2 separate regions of the Homo sapiens genome follow, and region 1 is linked to region 2. Evidence: chromatin loops called from intact Hi-C (ENCODE). Cell type or tissue: ascending aorta. All regions are shown on one strand.

Evidence for each region. Peaks named below come from ENCODE experiments on the same cell type or tissue, not always from the same donor. Only the 100,000 strongest peaks of a DNase experiment are listed, where the experiment ranks them.
Region 1: a loop joins it to region 2, with 2.3 times the contacts of the local background. A loop is called at or near these places in 6 of 110 quality-filtered maps.

What each region holds. Positions count from the first base shown.
Region 1 is chr1:161,040,477-161,042,976 of GRCh38, forward strand. USF1 (upstream transcription factor 1) reads right to left here. Exons shown (of 11, transcript NM_007122.5): 3 at 2,357-2,406; 4 at 2,079-2,194; 5 at 1,640-1,741; 6 at 1,175-1,370; 7 at 848-935; 8 at 338-396; 9 at 100-194. Among named protein-coding and RNA genes, the nearest start is that of TSTD1, 2.8 kb to the left of the region's middle. RefSeq lists an enhancer at 1,281-1,440. In ascending aorta, a CTCF peak has its summit at 1,197 (motif pointing right); a DNase peak (open chromatin) is centred at 1,213.
Region 2 is chr1:161,398,068-161,400,567 of GRCh38, forward strand. It overlaps TRV-CAC1-1 (tRNA-Val (anticodon CAC) 1-1), which reads right to left and starts at 1,705; the gene lies at 1,633-1,705. RefSeq lists enhancers at 1,119-1,258, 1,266-1,865, 1,866-2,465 and a silencer at 1,599-1,678. In ascending aorta, a CTCF peak has its summit at 1,479; DNase peaks (open chromatin) are centred at 1,294 and 1,764; H3K4me3 peaks cover 2,068 bases; H3K27ac peaks cover 2,500 bases.

The DNA of each region.
Region 1 (2,500 bases), 360 kb before region 2:
AGACTACTGTCATGTGTGCCCCTCTCTCTACCATTTCTGGAAACAATACCAGGAGGCAGAATTCAGGCATCCTGCCCACTACCAGGGTCTTTCCATGACCTGGCCAGACTTGGTGCTCTCCATAGAGCAGTCTGGGATTATCTTGGAGAGCTGCACGATCCAGTTGTTGATCTTGTCTCGGCGGCGACGCTCCACTGTGGGGCAAAGTGGAGGACAAGGTGACTCAGTGAAAACTCGCCACAAGTCCCAGGGTAAAATTACCTAATCCCTCCTCCCCTCAGACATCACTGCTGAGATCACACCAGACAGCTTCTAGCTCCACCCAGATCATACCTACCTTCATTATGCTGAGCCCTGCGTTTCTCATCCCGAGTCGTCCGGGGAGCTTCTGACTTCCTGACAACAGAGCCCAGGGTGGCCAGAGTAAGAAGACAAAATACATGATTGAAGTTTGGGGTTAAGGAATTATACAAGATTTAGCAGGTATTAGGACCACTTATGGTAGCTAGGTGTGGTGTCTCACACCTGTAATCCCAGCACTTTGGGAGGCCGAGGCAGGCGGATCACTTGAGGTCAGGAGTTCGAGACCAGCCTGGCCAACATGGTGAAACCCTGTCTCTACTAAAGATACAAAAATTAGCCAGGGGTGGTGGTACATGTCTGTAGTTCCAGCTACTCAGGAGGCTGAGGCATGAGAAACGCTTGAACCCTGGAAGCAGAGGTTGCAGTGAGCTGAGATCATGCCACTGCACTCCAGCCTGGGTGACAGAGCAAGACTCTGTCTCAAAAAAAAAAAAAAAAAAAAAAAACCACTTACGGAATCTGAGAAGAAACAAGGGTCACTCACGGGGAATAAGGGTGAGTCCTAGGGGCAATTGAGCGCTGGCTTCCTCCCTGCAGTACTTCTTGTGGTGACATCATCACAAAGAATTGACCTGTGAAGATGCAGGGTAGGTTCTGTCAGGACATGGGTAGGAACCTCACCAAGCCCTGAGGTGAAGACCCTGGTCCCCTCCTCTAAAAAGAACATGCTAATAGAAGAGCAGCCCCAGACTCACTGCCTGTCCAGGTCTTAATGATCACTAAGAGTCATGAGTGAAGGCTCACTGCCTACCAGTCATGTCCCACAGCCTATTCTAGCCCTTTCAGCCAGCATCCTCATGCAATATCTCACCAGTGCCAGGAGGGGTCGCCTGCCCCAGCAGTGCCTCTGAGCCCTGGGTAGTAACAACAGCAGCTGTACTCCCCGATGTGGTACCCCCTGCCCCATCTCCCACTGCCGTGCTGGGGAAGTAAGTATAGTGCGTCTCAGCAGCTGTCCCCTCCGTGTCAACTGCATCATCACTGGTGAAAGCACCCTGGATCACCGCCTGGGAAGGGGAGCAAGAAAACTGATTCTGGTAACAGTCAAAAACTTCTTCCCACTACACCACTCTGCAGCTTCTATCCGTTGGGGTGGTAGGTAGGGTGGAGAGAGAGAGAGAGAGAGAGAGAAACATCCAGAAAAGGAGAGCCTAGTGCTTTGGGACAAGGCAGCCTTAGATGCCTCACTGTTCCTAGCTTCACCCCCATCCTACTGATTCCCTTCTTCATCTTACTTCTCAGAACTCTAGTGACCTCCCCAGCCCATACCCTGTACCTGGGTCATGGATTGAGTGGCAGGGTAGCCACTGATGGCGCCAGTTCCCTCAGTTTGGCCATCCAGCTGCCCCTCAGACACCTGGATCACCCTGTACATCACCTAGAAGTGTAGAGGAAGGCAGAGGGAGTGAAGAGAGAAGAAAAGATTAAGTGTTGGGAATCCTAGGGCCCCTCATAAAGCTTCCCTTGGATAGGGCCCCAAAACAAAGTCCTTCAGAGACATGGATTCAGCCATTCTCCCTTCTTTCCCCACACAGAGGTTTCAGCATACATCTAACCTCACACCAGTCTCTACTCCAGTATTAGCACCTCCCTCCCCTGCAACAGTCCACTCTTTCAACTCATCCTCCAAGCCAGGTCTCCCCAAGACATGTTCAATTACCTCCCTCAATCCCAACCCCAGATAACACCTGCAGCCACCTGGCCCCCTCCCTTACCTGGCCCCCATTCTCAGTTCGGAAGACGTACTTGACGTTGGGGTCAGGGAAGGTGGCAGCTGACTGGATGCTGGCAATAGCCACACTGGTTGGGTCTTCCCCAGTAGCCACTGCACCTGAATTAAAAGAACAAAGGAAAAGTCTGTGAGTTAACTGCCTTTCTACCCCCGTTCCATTTGCATGTCACGGAAGGAGGAGGATGCACAGGAGATGGTCTGGTGGGGAAGGAAGGGAGGCCATGATGGGTTCTTAGTCTTGGTTCTGTTTCTAGCACTCACCTTCCTGAATCTGCACTGTCCCCTCTTCCGTTTCAGCTGTTTTCTGCTGCCTGTTTGTGGTGAAAGGACAAAAGGAAGAGTATGAGAAGAAGTCAATGAGAAGCTCACTGGCCCAGTAACATATGGCTGCAAACTCATTGGCAT
Region 2 (2,500 bases):
GCATACTTGAGATTCATGTTGTTGTATATGTGAGCAGTTCCGTCCTTTTTTTGGCTGAGTAACATTCCATTGTATGGATCGGTCTTTCACTTGTTGATTGACATTTGGATAGTCTACAGTTTGGGGCTATTACAAATAGAGCTGCTATGAATGTTTGTGTACAGGCGTTTGTATGGGCATATGCTCTATTTACTCTTGGTAAATACCTAGGAGTGGAATGGCTGAGTCATATTGTAGTAGTTTAACGCTTTTAAAAACCCCCAAACTGTTTTCCAAAGTGAATGTACCATTTTACATTCCCAACAGCAGTGAATGAGTGTTCCGGTTTCTCCACATCCTTGCCAACTTGGTATGGTCAGTCTTTTAAATTTTAGACATTCTGATATGTGTGTAGTGGTATCTCATTGTGTTTTAAATTTGCGTTTCCCTAATGATTAATGACGTTGGACATCTTTCCATGTGATTATTTGCAATCCACATATCTTTTTTTTTTTTTTGAGATGGAGTCTCGCTCTGTAGCCCAGGCTGGAGTGCAGTGGCGCGATCTCAGCTCACTGCAACCTCCGCCTCCCTGGTTCAAGCAATTCTCCTGCCTCAGCCTCCTGAATAGCTGGGATTACAGGCACCCGCCACCACGCCCAGCTAATTTTTATATTTTTAGTGGAGACGGGGTTTCACCATCTTGGTCAGGCTGGTCTGGAACACCCTGACCTCGTGATCCACCCACCTCAGCCTCCCAAAGTGCTGGGATTACAGGCGTGAGCCACCGCGCCCAGCCCCATATATCTTTTTTTTAATCAAGTGTCTGTTCAAATTGTTTGTCCTCCTTTTAGGAGAATTGTGAAAATCTTTTAATTAAAAATGTACATTCTTTCCACCTGATTTAGAACCTAAAAATCTTGAAAGGAAAGAGAAAGAACTAACATTTTCGTGACTGAGAACTGGATGGTGACAAATGAGAAAATAAACACAGTAAAGACAAGTTTGGGGGGGTGACAGAGCAGAGCGAGTTGTGATCCCCGCTCCGTCACCACGTTCGTTTCGTTCCTCTGGACTACTGAGTTAATGATACCGGCAATCAGCGCAAAGCGAGATAATCACCAGCGCACTCTTGGATCTGTATACAGGTTTGTAAACTATGTGGAGGAAACCGACCCATCGCAGTCTCGGCCGAAGAGGCCGGAGCCGGAGCCAGAGCCAGAGCCTGAGCAGGGTCTGAAAAAAGGACCGGCCGTTCAGGACTAGGCCCTGAACTACAACTTGCTCCTCAGGGGTCCGGGTCGGAAGTGACGACTTCATTCACTGAGCAGCCATTTCCGGTTCCCAGTGTGTCCGAAGTTCCTTCTGGGTGTCAGAAAAGACACAAAAACTGACAGGGCGGAACCGCGACACGGTGCCTGATGATATCAAAAGGTCTCACGGCTCCGGAGGGACCCAGTCGCCCACAGCCGCCAGGGGCGCCGCCGGCTCCGAGCCCGTTGTCGAGAGCCGCTCGGCTGCTGGGGTCTGCCCTTCAGTCCTTCCAACTCTCCTCGGACCTAGAGTTCCGGGATCTCACTGCGATCTGGGCGAATTCTTACGTAGAATTCGAAAGGATATGGGGAAGGAAAAAAACAAAAACGGGAACCACTTTGTTTCCGCCCGGTTTCGAACCGGGGACCTTTCGCGTGTGAGGCGAACGTGATAACCACTACACTACGGAAACCAGGCGGTGGCAGGTTTTCCACAAATGACTCTGAAAAGTCAGAGGCTCACCACTGTGTCTCTGACCCACGAGAAAAGTACCCGGGCGGGCCACCCACAGCTTCGGGATCGGGGCGCGCAGGGAAGTAGCCAGCAAAGCAGGTAAGTCCCGGGCTGCTCGCGGCGGGGTCATGACTGAGGGCACAGGGGTGAACTCCATGGTGCTTCCTCAGGAAACTTCCGGCGCAGTCAGGGCTGCAGCCAGAGCCCGGAGATAGTTGGGCAGGGCTCCAGGCGTCCCCGAATGCTCGTCGTGGAGTTTTCCTGATCCTGTCGGGTCCCTAAGGAACGCTTGGCGGGGAGCGTGGACGCCCTGGGGCCAGGCCACCGCGGTCACTGAGAGCCACCCCCCCGGAAACTGGAGAAAAACGGAGTAGAAGAGACCTAGGGGACAGACTTGGCCGGGTCAAGGGAAACCAGCTCATATTTGGAACAAAATACGCCTTATGTTTGCCCAGCACTGAATTTAGAAGCATTTTCACATTCTCGAGTTTAACTAGTTTTGCAACAGTGCCACGAGCAAATTATTAAACGTGTTTTAAAGATGAAGAGACTGAAGCTAGGTAAATTGGACTTGGGTAAGATGGAAGCGCTACTTAACGTTAAGGAGAGTCTGCGACCCTGATGTTCTCAGGCTGTATCTCGCTTAGTGGGACTACACCTTATTATTGTCGGAGGAAACAAATGAAGAGGAAAGAGACCGTGAAGAGTATTCCTGGAGGGACTCAAGATACCGCTGTAGGTAGAACCCCAAGAT